Linked DNA regions of Homo sapiens: region 2 is linked to region 1. The links are chromatin loops, found by intact Hi-C in ENCODE. Cell type or tissue: IMR-90. All regions are shown on one strand. Each heading gives the region's core, and the rest is flanking DNA. Links, peaks and the distances in the headings are about the cores only. Region 1 holds the start of CCDC169-SOHLH2 (CCDC169-SOHLH2 readthrough). Region 2 has its middle 38 kb from the start of CCNA1.

Region 1 (8,339 bases), core at 48-8,047:
AGATCATTCATAGAAACAAGAGGGAAGAGGATGTGCAAGGGTGCAGGTAGATGGGTAGCTCTGTTGGTAGAAACAGGTAGAAGTCCTCTTCTGATTGCTTCTCTTTTTTCTTTGAAAGAAGAGGGTAAGCTCATTACCTGAGAGTGTGATTGAGTGGAGAGGTGGTAGAGGTTTGAGAAGAAAGCAGAAAGGGTGAAAAAATTATCTGAACAGTGAATGTACCCCTATTTGTCACATGTGCGCATATTTCCAGTAATAAATTCCTTTTAAAACACCTTTAATATTGCCCCACTGCCTTCAGGATAAACGTAAATTCATTAGCATCATGCAATCTTCTTGATTTATCTCCTTCATAAACTTTAACCTCATCTCCTAATGCATTCTCATTATGACCTATGTTCCATTTTTATCAATTACTTAGCATATTCCCCAAATGGCTTTATGTTTAATGCTCCTGTGGCAGACTGTATTTTCCAAAGATGACTGCCAATAATATATCCCATCCCATGTGTTGCTCTGTAATGTGACCTTAAAAGCAGTCTACCTCTCCAGTCCCTTGAATCTGTGACTACTATGACCAACAGAATACAGTGGATATACCCCTGTGCCAGTTCTGGGAGTAGCCCTTGACTGGCCTGGCAGTCTCTACTTATGTCTTTTGGAATGCTTGCTCTTGGGATACATCCTCTTGGAACCTAACCACCATGCTGTGAGAAGAAAAAGGTACAAGAGGCATTTCTGACAGGCAGCCCTAGCTGAGCTTCCAGTCAAAAGCCAGTGTCAGATGTTAGCCATGTGAATGAGTCATCACGGAATGACCAGCTCACTTGAATCTTCAGTATACCTGATTGCAACCAGAGACCCCAATCAAGAACCATCCAGGTGAACCAACCCAGTTAATCCACAGAATTATAAGAGTTTGTTGTTTTAAGCTCCTAAATTATAGGGTGATTTGCTATGCAGCAAAAGACAAGCAGAAGTGTTTTGAGTGTGATGTGGTAGATGGAAGTTGTATTATCATTTACTGAAGGCATGGTAAATAGATGATCTAGGATCAAGTCATGGCTCTGCCACTACCTGGCTATATTACCTTAGAAGTTATTTGAATTCCTGAATTTCATTCTTCCATATATGGGGATAATAATAACTACCTCACCTGACACAGTCCCTGGCTTTAAAGGAGTAAATGTTTCTGCCCTTCACCTTAGGCCTTACTTTTGGCCCACTAAGGAAAGAACTTTCTCTCCTATCATTCTGACGTTTTCTCTTTATACCCACATACTAGCTCCTTCTTTTGAGAACTGCTACAACTTGTTGAGCCACATTTTACTACTGGGCATAGTTATTGCATGTGTACCTGTGAGCATGCCTTCTGTTTTTCCTGTAACTGGGTACATGAGGACGTTCCAGTTACCCTGCCAACGCAGCTACTTGATAAGTACACTGAGAGCCTGCCCCCAGAGACTGAGGTTATATCTAAGATATAGATATGGAGATAGAGGAAGCTACTTCAGCCTTGGGACAAAGTAGTATTCTGCAACCAAGCTTTAACAAAGCACTGGGTACTTATAGAAAGTGGCATTTTATTTCCCATATGGCCACTATTCCTTTTTGTTCATGGCTCCCCAATTGAGGAAGAGTATAAATGTAGCAGGACGAGCCACAGACAAAACCCCTCAGACACCAAGTTAAAGAAGGTAAGGCTTTATTCGGCCGGGAGCATCAGCAAGACTCACATCTCAAAAAAATGAGCTCCCCGAGTAAGCAATTCCTGTCCCTCTTAAGGGTTTAGAACTCTAAGGGGGTCTGCATGAGAGGGTTGAGATTGATTGAGCAAGCAGGGGGTACGTGACTGGGGGCTCCATGCACCAGTAATTAGAACAGAACAGAACAGGACAGGGATTTTCACAGTGCTTTTCCATACAATGTCTGTAATCTATAGATAACATAACCGATTAGGTTGGGGGTCAATCTTTAACTACCAGGCCCAGGGTGTGGTGCTGGGCTGTCTGCCTGTGGATTTCATTTCTGCCTTTTAGTTTTTATTTCTTCTTTCTCTGGAGGCAGAAATTGGGCATAAGACAATATGAGGGGTGGTCTCCTCCCTTATAAATGCCCACCCTGATAATCCTAATAAAGTCCTCCTGTTCTTTAGCATTCAGTTCAAACAATGCCTGTTCTGGAAAGCCTGTCTTTATTAACTCACCCGAATTCTGTTAGGTTTCCCTTCCCTAAGTTTTCATTTATCCTTACATAGAACTTATATGACTTCTCATATCCATAATCTGATTTGATACTTTCTCCCAATAGTCAATGAACCTCTTTAGAACAGGGAAAACAAAGGTCTTCCATTTAAAGTGTTGACATATGGCAGGGTCATATCTTGCATACATTACAAATTTTAAGGATATATGAGTGTGTAGGTACACAGCATCCTCCACACCAAACACACATTCTTCCAACAACAATAGCTAAAACCTAGATACGGATTTTAAACATATCCCAAACCTAGAAGTTAAGATATAAAGAGTGTAACTTGAGGTGAATAGAAAACTGGTGATATTTATTTAATAAAGAAATAATATATTGATGTCATGTAACAAAGTTTTTGCTAATTAATGAACATTTTGAACTTGAAAGGTAGAAAAATAATTAAATAGTAATAGGTTTGATATTCTGAAGTATCAGTTTTAAAGCCTCTATCATAAACTATCATTAATGTGGCCAAAAAGCAATACTGAAATGTTGGTACTATTATTCAATATATGGAATTTAATGCACCATAGATATCCTGGTAAAATGAACAATAATTATACAGGAGTCACAAATATAAGTATTTACTTATATACCTTCATTGTCAGTATTGAGTTTGGCTTCCAGTTCCGTAATCTTGTGTCTTAGTTCAAATATTGAGAGTTGCACTGCATCCCTGTTATTTAAAATATTTTTGTTGATTATAATTCAATTAAAAATAACATCAGAAAAATAATACATAGTAACCCACTACTACTTCAGGAACAATTTACTATGACACATTATTTACTGAAGGACTGGTTAAGAAATAAGACTCAGGCAAAGGAAGGCTTCCAATTAGTCAGTTCTAGGACTCAAATATGCACTAAAGCTCAAAGACCCCCAGGCAACCATTAGAAATCTTTTATTTATTTTTATTTATTTTTTTGAGACAGAATCTCGCTCTGTCGCCCAGGCTGGAGTGCAGTGGTGCAAACTCGGCTCACTGCAACCTCCGCCTCCCGGGTTCAAGCAATTCTCCTGCCTCAGCCTCCTGAATAGCTGGGATTACAGGCATGCGCCACCAAGCCCTGCTAATTTTTTTGTATTTTTAGAAGAGACAGGGTTTCACCATATTGGCCAGGCTGGTCTCGAACTCCTAACCTTGTGATCCGCCCAGCCTCGGCCTCCCAAAGTGCTGGGATTACAGGCGTGAGCCACCAGGCCCGGCCCTTGGAAATCCTTTATTTTTAACTTAAATATCATCCTAAAGAAGTTAGTTACCTGGTTTTTCAGAACCAAGCAAATTAGGCACTGCACATTATTACAGAAAGGCATACCTAGGGCAATACATAACAGCTGACAAACTGAAACAAAGAGAAAAAAACAAACACTAATTTAAAAGGTTAGCTATTTAGGGCATCAGTAAATAGAACATTATCATATGACAGGGCCATTTATTCAATAAATATTTTTGAGTGCCTATTATGTTCAAGGCATTGTATTAAATACGGAAGAATTCAGTGAACAGTGAACAGAAAAATAGCAATAGCGGCAGCAAAGTTCCACTGGATGCGTATCACAAGCCAATGCTAAGTTCTTTATAGTGCATTTCATTCCAACCTGGGAACAACAGCAGGAGGTATGAGATGACTATTTGTATACCAGTCTTAGAGCTGAGAAAACTGAGGATTAAAGAGGTTAATTAACTTGTCTAAGATTGCATAGTTACTGAGTGACAAGAGATGGAGTTTGTGTTTTTGCAGGACTGTCCTCAAGTACTTGCTCTTATTCTCTACTTCCTCAGAATACACAGAACCTGTCCTCAGAACGCGTGTAGTTTGGTAGCAAAACAAGAAATAGACAGGCAATTAAAATACTGTGACTGGAGCTACAATAGAGGAAAACCCAGAACCCTATCTAGGCACAAAGGAGAGTCCAATTCTCACGGGACTTGTGGATGGAGTTGGGAGTATGTCCAAAAAATACTTTAAATGTTTCAAAAATTTAACACGAAGTACGAATACTGTTTTTAAAAAGCATAAAGGAGGAGTAACAGTTTTACTAAATGTCATTTTATGAAGTTCCCCTTAAAGGGATGAAAGAAAAAAAAAACCCCGTATAACTAAATAAAATCTTTGGAATTTTAAGCAGAAAACCTGGATTTATGGAGACATCAAAACCAAACACAACTTTTGGCATTACAGTATATGGGCAAAATACACGCCATATGATTGGATCCTTAAGGGCAGCACATCCTACCCGGAAAGCTGCCTACTTAACAATACCAAAGGCTTACTCAAAGAGGCACGTGAATCTTTCGCATGGAATACTTTTGGAACCCAGACCGAAGTGCCCAGGGGTTAATCACGGCGCCGGTCTTACAGCACCCTCAGCGGCTTCAGCCCTGAGACTCTGCAGGTGAAGGCTCGGGGGGTGTGGACGGGACCCCACACCGCGCCGCCCGCCGACTCACTTCTTGCGGACTTCTTCCAGCAACTGCTGTTTCAGGCGGTTGGTGCTCACACCGTCGAAGTTGTAGTTTCTCTCTTCCTTCATAGTGTCAGGCCAGAGACCTCCCGCGTCTTTCCCCTCAGCACCTTAGAGCACAAGACATTAAGGGCCACCCAGAAGCCAGTACGGCACGAGGCGGTGAACCCCAACCGCCCCCCGGTCGCACCTCCCGCGCCTGCCCGCAGAGGCACGTGGTGACGTCATAAAGCGATGCCCGCAGGCGGCAGGGGGTGGGGCGAGGGCAGCCGGGGAGACTGGAGAAGCCTACTCTGTGCGGTGGAGCGACCCTGGATAACAGCTCCAGGGACACTCCTTGCTCAAGACGCTGGGGTTAGACGTGCTCCGGCTACACAGCGGAGTGTCAGGGGGCCAAGAATATCCCTCTCCTTTTTCTTCCCTCCTGCTGGCTTTGGTTGCTTTCCTAAACATTGCCCCGGACGGCAAAGTCGGCTTCACTCTTAGCCCTTGTTAGGGAAACGCTGGATCCAAGATTAGCTGCGCCCTTCTTTGCTTCAGTTGAACAAGCACCAGAGTCGCTGATTTGGCAGTGTCGGAGCGGGAGGAACTGGTCTTAAAAAGGTACCTCCTGAACTCGGGAAGACTGCTAACCCTCCAGATTATTGTTTTGCATCTGTGTGCTGTTCATGAACATACCTCAGAGCTGCTCACTGCAACTTGAAATTTCATTATATTTTTAATCACAAAGTTTGCATCCTACCCTTGATACATCTGTGTTTCCTTGACAAAAAGAGACAAACTCTGTAAAATATTTGAAGAGATTTATTCTGAGCCAAATGAGTGACCAATGGCGGGTGACAGCCCTCAGGAGATTCTGAGAACACGTGCCCAAGGTGGTCAGGGTACAGCTTAGTTCTATACATTTTAGGGAGACATGGGACATCAATCAAATGCATGTTAAGATATACACTGGTTCCATCGGGAAAGGCAGGGCAATTGGAAGGGGTGGGGGACGGGGTGGCTTCCAGGTCACAGCTAGATTCAAAGATTTTCTGATTGGCAATTGGTTGAAAAGTTACTGACTAAAGACTTAGGAATGTCTTTAGAGAATAAAGGGGTTGTGGAGACCAAGGTTTTAGTGAGAATGGGATAATTGGTGTGGAAAACACAATTTGGTGTCAGAAGTGTTGTGAATACATAGTTTTCCAATTGAGTTTCTGGATGAGATTAACATTTCAATTGGTAGACTGAGTATAGTACATTGTCTTCCCCAATGTGGGTGGGCCTCAGCCAATCGACCGAAGACAGAATAGAACAAAAAGGCTGACCTCCCAGGAGTAAGAGGGAGCTCCTACAGCCAAACAGCTTGAGCTGGAACACTTTTCCAGCCTTGGGCTCAGACTGGGACTGCACATCAGTTTGCTTGCATCTCCAGCTTGTCAACTGCAGATCCTGAGACTTCTCAGCCTTCATAATTGTACGGGCAAATTCCTTATAATAAATCTTTTATACACACACTCCCTATTGGTTCTGTTTCTGTGAATTACCCTAATATAGGAGGTATGCTTATCAAAATTTTGTCTAGCTGTTAAGTCTGAAAGGGCAACTCACAACCAAGTAAACAGAATAGAATGAAGTGAAAAGGACTAGATTATCTGTTGACAAATCCAAATATACAGAGGATTTCTTTTTTGAGACGGAGTCTCATCTGTCTCCCAGGCTGGAGTGCAGTGGCACAATCTCAGTTTACTGCAAACTCCACTCCTGTGTTAAAGCAATTCTCCTGCCTCAGCCTCCCAAAGTAGCTGGGACTACAGGCACGCACCACCATGCCTGGCTTAATTTTTTTGTGTATTTTTAGTAGAGATGGGGTTTCACCATATTGCTCAGGCTGGTCTTGAACTCCTGACCTCGTGATCCACCCACCTCTGCCTCCCAAAGTGCTGGGATTATAGGCATGAGCCACTGCACCCGACCCAGAGGATTTCTTAAAAAGATCTGTTAGCAGGATCTCACTGTGGGAAATTAGGAGCAAAGGCAAGCAGAAAACAGGTTTGTCAACAACTACAGAAACCACAGATTTGTGTTTCTGGCAGAGATAAAGGACCTGAATTTACCCTCCTGCCTGAAACAACTAAAAAACTAAGAGGAACAAAAAAAGAACATTGAACATCAGGCAATAAGGGAAAACGATCACCAAGAGATGAGACACAAATGAGGCAAGCTCCCAAATTGGCCTGGGCCTGCCAGGGTACAAAGCAGAAAGGGAGAAAACAGGCAGAGGCTGGTGGTTGCCCTAAGTTGAGGAAACGGAGTTTCTCTAAGAGTCTAGAGAGAACAAGGCAGCTAGACTTTGCAGGGCAGATATTGGAGGGGAGAGCTGCACAGGGTGTTCCCAGACCAAACTGAGGGTTGGGTTGCTATTTCTTGTGACCCAGTAAGAACATGTAGATGAACTGGGGAGGAAGAGAGTTTTTATTTCTGGAACCAGTTACAGGCAGAAGCCCTGGAAACTATAACCAGACCAACTCAAAATTACAGTTTTCCAGACCTTCTAAGCTATATGTCTATGTGTAAGTGTGCATTCATCTATAGACATTAAGTGGTTAACTTTTTATAATCTACAACTAAGGTCTTGAGTCCTGAAGACCTTCCTCTGGAGCCTCAGTAAACTTAATCTAAATGGGTCCAGGTGCTAGGGTGATTACCCCTGTCTCCTGCTAAATCAGGGAGGTTTGGGGATTCCTTCAGAACCCCAAAAAACTTGTTTAATCCTAAATGGGTCCAGCTAAGAATTCCTTCTTTTTTTTTTTTTTTTTTTTTGTCATGCTTTGAGACCTAGTTCTTGGTGGGTTTTTATTACATTCCAGCCTTTGTATAAGGGCTTTGGTTTTTTTAGCTTTTAGTATTTAACTTAGCCACTCAAGTCAGTACTGAAACAGTTGTTATGGAGGCCTGTGTTAATGAGACCTGGCCTGCCACAAGGTACACTCTGCAGCAGAATACTGATGAATGCACACACATGGTGGGGCAAGTACTCAGGCTGGGGAAAGAACCATCACAAAGGATTAGAGGGGAAATCCTTACAGTTTACAGAGGTAGGAATAATACCTGCTACCACCCACCAGAATGGAAAACCTCTGAATTCACAGGGCATCAGGTACACAAAGGATTTTGATTTAGGAGTCGGAAAAAACACTAGCCCTAACAAGTTGAAAAGAAAGATCCAAAAGTATCCAACTGGTTCTAAGTAACTTAATCCCCTCCCAAGACAAAACTCGAGAATATTTATAGGAACACAAAACATCCAGTACCCAATAAGGTAAAATTCACAATGTCCAACAATATCTTTAGTCTCGTTATGTTGCCCAGGCTGGTCTCAAACTCCTCGACTCGAGAGATCCACCCAACCTCAGCCTCCCAAAGTGTTGGGATTACAGGTGTGCACCTCTGCACCCAAGGTAACATTATTTTCTTAGGGTATGTTAGAACTCACCTGTAAGTCCATCTGGGGCTGATGTTTCTTTGTGGGAAGATTTTAAACTCCTTATGGAACTTGTTTAATCAGCCAAAATACTCCTAAAGAATTTGGTTGAGGGAATTGAGCCTCTTGCCCTAACAATCAGTAGGGCTTA
Region 2 (8,339 bases), core at 320-8,319, 98 kb after region 1:
AAAACAAGACTATCCCTGGTCCCTGGTAGAAACGGGATTTTAGAATAGCAAGATAGTTTCAGAGTCCATTGCATCCATCCCATTTGAAGTCTCCAAAGTTTTTTTCTTTTAAATGAAACCCTAGCCATCCTTAAATACAAGAATGCTAATTGGTTAAGGAGTAACTAAAAATTTGTCCAAGCACAAAGAGGTTGACTATATAGGCAACTAAAAAACTCGACATTTCTTTTTGTAGCCATGAATTTGGAAAGAAAATTTCTAATCCATATACTTTTGCAGACTTCTTGCCTTATCTTTATAAAAGGCCTGGGATTCACTATAAGACCTACCTCATGATGTGAAGATTTTGGAAGCTCTCAGCAAGAAAATAACACAAGCTCTATGGGTGCTCAATAGCAGCACATCAACCCTACTCAGGCAATGAAAATACTGAATAGGAGCATTTCCTGGGCACATTAGTTATCCTTTGGCCACTATAACAAATGACCACAAATTTAGTAGCTTAAAACAGCACACATTTATTCTCTTCACAGTTCTGGAGTTCCAAATCCCAGGATAGGTCTTTTAGGGCTCCAACATCATGGCATCCATAGGGCTGGTTCCTTCTGAATCCCCCGGGAAGAATCTGCTCCTTGCTTCTTCCAGCTTTAGAGGGTGGCCACATTCCTTGGCCCATCACCACTTCCTCCCATCACTTCAATCTCTTGCTTTGATACTCAACATTTCTTATTGTTCCTTCTTACGAGGTTATTCCTGTGATTACACTGAGCCCACCCATATAGCATCCCCAACTCAAGATCCTTAATTAATCACATCAACCAAGTCTTTTAACATGTAAGGTAACATTCCTTACAGGTACCAGGGATTAGGGCGTGGGCACTTTTGGGGTGCCATTATTCAGCCTACCACACTAGGCAATTTCAGGCCAGTCACTTAACTATTGCAAACCTCTCAAATGAAGAAAAAAAAATGAAAGAAGACATTTTGTATAACCCTGGATGGATGATACAACATTAGCAGCTAATGCCACCCAGTTCTGTGGATCCATGAAAACATTACCCCAATCAGAAGAATCTGCATCACTCCTTACACCAGTCTGTTCTCTCCCGAATGTAAACTCAGGAAGGCAGACCACCCCACTTATAAGTAGTTGTTGAATAAAGTCAAGTAAAAAAAGCAATTGTTGCTACATACTATTGCATCCTCTCCTCCTATTTTGTGGATTAAATACATCAACAATATCTTTCTGGTATATTCTTTGGCACAATATTTCATTAACACGCAATTATAGTTTGTTCCATATTTAGGGCCACATACCTGACCTACCAATCCAAACTGTCATTGTGTAATTCTTCCTAAATATCCTGGCATCCCTCTTTATTCAAGAAACCATAAAGCACAACACAAAGTATGGCCATAACCTGCTACCATTATTAATCTTTACTATACAGCTTTGCTCTTTGACCTCTACCTATTTTGATCTGCAATTAACCCATACAAGGCCTGAGAAGAGTTGAGAGACAGATCCTCAGGCTGTCCAGCCTCCACCCCATCTCTGCCCTTATGTTTTTTTTTCTATGTTCTATTCTAGAAGATTTATAGTATTAGCTCCCATATTTGGATCTGTGACTCATTTTGAGATAGGTTTTGTTTATGGCATAAGGTGAGGGTCAATATTTTTTCCATGTGGGTATCCAATTATTGCAGAACCATTTGTTGACATGCCTGTGCTTTTCCCATTGAATGTCTTGGTAGCTTCATGGAAAAACAATCGAACATAAATGTAAGGGTTGATTTCTGGACTCTCAGTTCCAATTCATTGATCTAGATGTTTATCCTTAAACCATGATTTTTCTTTTCTTTTTCTTTTTTTGAGACCGAGTCTCACTCTGTCACCCAGGCTGAAGTGCAGTGGCACAATCTCAGCCCACTGCAACCTCCCTCCTGGGTTCAAGCAATTCTCCTGCCTCAGCCTCCTGAATAGCTGGGATTACAGGTGCCTGCCACTGTGCCCAGCTAATTTTTATATTTTTAGTAGACATGGGGTTTCACCATGTTGGCCAGGCTGGCCTCGAACTCCTGACCTCAGGTGATCCACCTGCCTCAGCTTCCCAAAGTGCTGGGATTACAGGCGTGAATCACTGCACCCTGCCTTTACACCATAATTTTTAATTTAAGCTTTTTATTATTTTATTCTTTCTGCTTGCTTTTGCTTTAATTCGCTTTTATTTTCCTAGTTTTAGTTTAAGTAGAGGTTTAGGCTGTTGTATTTGAGATCTTTCACCTTTTGTGATATAGGTGTTTAAGGCTGTAAATTTACCTTTAAGCACAGCTTTAGCCAAATCGTATACATTTTGGAATTTAGTATTTTTGTTTTAATTCAGCCAAAATATTTTCTAATTTCCTTTGTGATTTCTTCTTTGACCCATGGATTATTTAGGAAATGTGTTTGTTATATAGATAAATTACATGTCATGGGGGTTTTGTGTACAAATTTTGTCACCCAGGTAATAAGCATAGTACACAATAGGTAGTTTTTTGATGCTCACCGTCCTCCACCCTCTACCCTCAAATAGGTCCCAGTGTCTATTGTTCCCTTCTTTGTGTCCATGTGTACTTAATGTATAGCTCACACATATAAGTGAGAACATGTGGTGTTTGTTTTTCTGTTCCTGTGTTGATTCACTTAGGATAATGGCCTCTAGCTCCATCCATGTTGTTGCAAAGGATATGATTTCATTCTTTTTTATGACTATTTAGTATTCCATGGTGTATTTGTACCCTTTTCTTTATCCAGTCTACTGCTGATGGCATCAAGGTTGATTCTGTGTCTTTGCTATTGTGAATAGTGCTGTGATAAACATATATGTGTGTGTGTATTTATGGTAGAATAATTTATATTCCTTTGGGTATATACCCAATAATAGAATTGCTGGGTAAAATGGTAGTTCTAAGTTCTTTGAGAAGTCACCAAACTGCTTTCCGCAGTGGCTGAACTAATTTACATTTCCACTAGCAGTGTATAAGCATTTCTTTTTCTCTGCAACCTCACTAGCATCTGTTATTTTTGGACTTTTTAATAATAGCCACTCTGACTGATGTAAGATGGTCTCATTGTGGTTTTGATTTGTATTTCTTTAATGATTATTAGTGATGTTGAACATTTTTTCATATGCTTGTTGGCCTCGTGTAAGTGTTCTTTTGAAAAGTGTCTGTTAATATCCTTTGCCCACTTTTAAATGGGGTTGTTTGCTTTTTGCTTGTTAATTTGTTTAAGTTCCTTATAGATTCTGGATATTAGACCTTTGTCAGGTGTGTTTGCAAATGTTTTCTCCCATTCTGCAGGCTGTCTGTTTACTCTATTGATAGCTTCTTTGGCTGTGCAGAAGCTCCTTAGTTTAATTAGGTCCCATTTATTGACTTTTGTTTTTATTGCAATTGCTTTTGGCATATTTGTCATGAAATCTTTGCCAGGGCCTATGTCTAGAATGATGTTTCTTATGGTTTTTTTTCAGAGTTTTTATAGTTTCAGATTTTACATTTAAGACTTTAATCCATCTTGAGTTGATTTTTGTATATGGTGTCAGAAAGGAGTCCAGTTTCAATCTTCTGCATATGGCTATCCAGATGATGTGTATGACAAGTACCTGGGGAGCTAGCTACTCTTTTTTTTTTTTTTTTTTTTTTGCTGTCTATGTAAGTAGTAAAATGAATCTGGAAGTGACTTGTGTCTACCAGCCAAATCAGTCAAGCCTTGGCATTGGCATTGGCCTTAGCTTGCTTTGCTGTTTGTATGTGACACACCTGTGTAAGGCCTTTTATGCAACAAGGGATACGTCAATAGCTAAGACCTCCCTGGTCCCTTCTAAGCATCCATGAGGTCTCTGCAGTGCAGAGCCTTCCAGGCCATCAGGGATATATGGAGACTTTTCAAGTCCTACTGTGGTTGTCTCATGCCCTTGATCTCTCTGTTAAATTTCTGGCTGCAAGCCTGCTGATCTGCTATTTGCCCCCACCAGGATGGCAACCTGAGGCTAGCTGCAACTAGGCCTTACTCACTGTTTTGCTTCCAAGCTCACTACAGTTTCCAACAATGCCCAAGGGCATGGGGATTTTCTGTGCTCTGCTTCACATAAAGTCAGCCCTCTTTGGCAAAGTATATTTTCACAGCCTGCCCTATCCTGGTAACGTTAAGGGCTGATGGAGCTGGGGTACAGGGCAGATGGGATGAGAGCAGCCCTGGGCTGAAATGCTATAGACTCTCACTGTTCAGCAGTTTTTCTTAAATAAATGATTCCCAATTTTTATGTGCTTTTGGTTAATTCCCAGTATCCTGAAATGGTTTTATTGAAAAATTTGTTCAGTTTTATTTGTTACCATTTGAGGAAGGTATTTGTTGAGCTCCTTATTTCTCCAGTCTGGAAGATTTACCTCTTTAATACCATTTATTTTGTCTGATAATTGTATCATACATATATTGTTGAATGTTGACATATGTATAATATGTAAAATATATACTTTTCTTTCTTTCTTTGTTTTTTTTTGTTTTTTGTTTTTTATTTGAGACGTTGTTTTGCTCTTGTTGCCCAGGCTGGAGTGCAATGGCACCATCTCGGCTCACTTCCACCTCCACCTCTCGGGTTCAAGCAATTCTCCTGCCTCAGCCTCCTGAGTAGCTGGGATTACAGGCATGCGCCACCACACCCACCTAATTTTGTATTCTTAGTAGAGATATGGTTTCTCCATTTTGGTCAGGCTGGTCTCGAACTCCTGACCTCTGCCTGCCAAACTGCTGGGATTACAGGTGTAAGCCACCGTGCCCAGGCCAAAAATATATACTTTTCAAAGTCAGAACTGATTTCCCTGTTTCTCTCAAAGCCTAAAATAGCATTTATTATGGTTTCTCAAATAATTTTCCATGGAAAACTCAGAATAATTTTGATAAACATTTCATAGAAAAAAATATGATTAAATGTGTTTCAGAAATAAAGTTAAGTAGATTTCTTTGCTGCAAGAATTAAGAGAACTTTGAAAGGCTTATATGTGATCTGAGTGTTTAAGAAAAGAGGTATGATACATTTCTTAACTATGGAATCTGCCTTTTCTTGTGAGAGTCTCAGGAGGCACCCTTAGGAAATAGGGTAGACAGTAAACATGTACTGGGTAATAACTCTATTGCCCTCTAGTGATAATTTGCTTGACTTCAGCCCTTAGTTGATTTCTTTGCAGAACTATTTTAATAGCCTTTTTTGCAGTTTCCTCTTCCTTCAGCTCTATTCAAGCCACGCTTCCTGGTGACTTTATTTACGTTCTTCAAATACAGATATGGTTATTTCTTCTCCACTCAAAGGATTTTTCTTTTCTTTTCTTTTCTTTTCTTTTTTTTTCTTGGAGACAGGGTCTTGTGCTGTCACCCAGGCTAGAGGGCAGTGGTACAATCATGGCTCACTGGAGCCTCCACCTCCTACGCTCAAGCAATCCTCTCACCTCAGCCTCCTGAGTAGCTGGGACAAGAGGCATGCACCACCATGCCGGGCTAACTTTTTATTTTTTGTAGAGACAGGGTTTTGCCGTGTTGCCCAGGCTGGTCTCAAACTCCTGAGCTCAAGTGATCCCTAACACCCCTCGGCCTCCCGAAGTGTTGGAATTACAGGCATGGGCTACTGTGCCCAGGCTCAAAACATTTTTATGGTCCCATCATAATAAAAGACTCAGTTATCTCAAGAAGGAAAATGACAAGTATTGCCTGAATAGCAGTTCTTTCCTAGCTGGATGGTCTCCCAAAGCTCTCATTAGTCATTACCAAGGATGGAGTGTCTATGCTTGATCTTAAAGAGAGAGGCTTGCACCTCTTTGCCCACAATGCCAGGACAAGCTGCACAGAGAGTGGAGTTCAATAAATGTCTGGAGTTGAGTGGAATTTTATGCCACTCATGATACCATCTCTGACTTCCCTACAACCAGGCCCTGTCCCATGAGGGAGAAAAGGTATCAGGAGCAAGTGAGAAATCACTGGGGTTATAAGATGTTATGGGAGCAGGAAAAATCCTCTACCTTCTACTTAAACCTTAACATGATCATATGTCCTAGAATAATGCGATTGCATTTCACCATTGCAATATGTCAATAGTTGTAAAATCAGCAGCAGTTGATCCAGTTTGGAAATATGAGGGTGGATGTAACACAGTGGAATAAAGAGACACGTAGGTAAGGCAGAGGGTGTTGAAAATGGTGTGTGGGTTGGGAAAGGAATTAAAGGACAGTGAAGTACTGACCAACTACGCAGCTGGTATTTGCTAGTTAATACTAAAGCTGTGAAATAAGAAAGAAAGAAATGTGATAGCATCTTGGCGATTCTTCTGGGATGAAAAACTTTTTAATACAATTTTTTGTTTTAAGCATTGGTATTTACAGAATATCATGCTCATTAACAACTTTAAAAAGTGACAAGATTAATGTACCATCTGAAGCTGATAATTAACTGGTATCGTAAAGGTCTTGTAATATAGCTAAGGAGAATTGTTGAGATTTAGCCATTGAAATGTAATTACACACAAAGGTTGCAGCTTCTTTGGGGAGGTTGACTGATGGGGTTTGAAATGCCTTGAATTATTTTAAAAATCTACTTTTTGATACAAAGTGACAAATTTGAGGATATTTAAAAGTAAATGTTAAAATTTTTGAAATAGGGGCCAATGGAAATTTTAAAACTGCTTCATGAACATTTTATTAAAATATGCAGGAGGCTACTATACAGTATCCCCGACCATGAATAATAAACAGAAATTGTCAAGATGACTATGGTTCTGACTTATTTTAAAGCCATCAGATGTAAAGCCCGTAGATCCAAAATATGCACCTGTAAAATTCTCCCAGTGAGTTATAAAATGTAGCCTTTGATTGGTTGGGTAAAAGGCAATTAACTATTCAACCAAGCAAAATTTGAATACAGTGCTTCAGGAATAGAACTTCAGAGACCTACCACTGAATGCTTTTCTTCATGCTACAGAGTTGGATATAGCCTGGTGGCTCTCATAGTAAGATGGCTTATTCTTAGGACATTTAGATAATAACACCAGTGCCAAGGAGAAACTTGCTGGCAGGTAAGCATCATCTTGGATGAAATCACAAGGTGAGATTTGGTTCTCAGCTTTGTTAGACTCAGGAAAATAAATGTTTCAAGTTCATTTGAAGTTAATGAAATCCTGAAGGGGAGGCCAGGCTCACACATGTAATCCTAGCACTTTGGGAGGCCAAGGCAGGAGGATCGCCTGAACCCAGGAGTTCGAGACCAGCCTGGGCAACATAGCTAGACCATCTCTTCAAAAAAAAAAATTAGCATCGTGAGTGGCATGAAATTAGCATGTGGTGTCATGTGCCTGTAGTCCCAGCTACTCAGGAGGCTGAGGCCAGAGGATGGTTTGAGCCCAAGACCTCGAGGCTACAGTGAGCAGCCTGGGGTGATAGTGCAAGATCCCATTCATCTCCAAAAAAAAAGAAAGAAAGAAAAGAAAGAAAGAAAGAAAGAAAGAAAGAAAGAAAGAAAGAAAGAAAGAAAGAAAGAAAGAGAAAGAAAGGAGGGAGGGAGGGAGGGAGGGAGGGAGGGAGGAAGGAAGGAAGGAAGGAAGGAAGGAAGGAAGGAAAGAAAGAAGGGAGGGAGGGAGGGAGGGAGGGAGGGAGGAAGGGAGGAAGGAAGGAAGGAAGGAAAGAAAGAAAGAAAGAAAGAAAGAAAGAAAGAAAGAAAGAAAGAAAGAAAGAAAGAAAGAAAGAAAGAAATCAATCCTGGGGAGTCAATTTATTCAAACCAAAAGGGAGACTAATTCATAAACCTGAAGACCAAGTTTTTAATTTATAATGGGAGCACTGACAGGATAATGTGAGACCTACCATTTGTCATTTGCTCAGGGCATGCTTTCCTGGAATCCTCCCAGAAGACTGAATCAGAGGCTGAGCATAGAGGTAGAATAAAGGGAGTAAGATGCTGATCAGTGACTAATGTTCTTCACAACTCTGGAAACACAAATTCAAATACTGAATCCTCTTCATTAACCTGTTGTTTTCTTAGATAGTTGAAGGACCTATTTGGTCTCCTTGATATATCCATTAAATTTCTTTATTAAGATTGTTTGATTAAAAAAAGTGTTTATTTTGAGATTGGTTGATCTCATCAGAATTTTGGGAATTTTCTACATTTTCGATGTTATATGGTCAGATTTTTTGGCCTTATCCCCCAAATCTGAGATGCTTTCTTGTATGATTCAATATCTTTGCTATATATCTAGTTTTCAATTGCCAATCCAGTCTCACGTTTCACTGACCACAATAATGGCAGGTGATAA

The links. Peaks named below come from ENCODE experiments on the same cell type or tissue, not always from the same donor. Only the 100,000 strongest peaks of a DNase experiment are listed, where the experiment ranks them.
Region 2: it touches region 1 in a loop (7-fold over the local background); 54 of 110 quality-filtered maps call a loop at or near these places.

Annotation. Positions count from the first base shown.
Region 1 is chr13:36,292,929-36,301,267 of GRCh38, forward strand. CCDC169-SOHLH2 (CCDC169-SOHLH2 readthrough) reads right to left here and starts at 4,886. Exons shown (of 16, transcript NM_001198910.2): 1 at 4,709-4,886. It overlaps CCDC169 (coiled-coil domain containing 169), which reads right to left and starts at 4,886. Exons shown (of 8, transcript NM_001144981.3): 1 at 4,709-4,886; 2 at 2,850-2,929. The coding sequence starts at 4,791. RefSeq lists enhancers at 4,513-5,474, 5,475-6,437. In IMR-90, for the core only: no CTCF peak of the experiment used is centred there; no DNase peak of the experiment used is centred there; H3K4me3 peaks cover 1,065 bases; H3K27ac peaks cover 867 bases.
Region 2 is chr13:36,390,301-36,398,639 of GRCh38, forward strand. No RefSeq gene overlaps it. Among named protein-coding and RNA genes, the nearest start is that of CCNA1, 38 kb to the right of the region's middle. In IMR-90, for the core only: a CTCF peak has its summit at 5,182 (motif pointing left); a DNase peak (open chromatin) is centred at 5,151; H3K27me3 peaks cover 152 bases.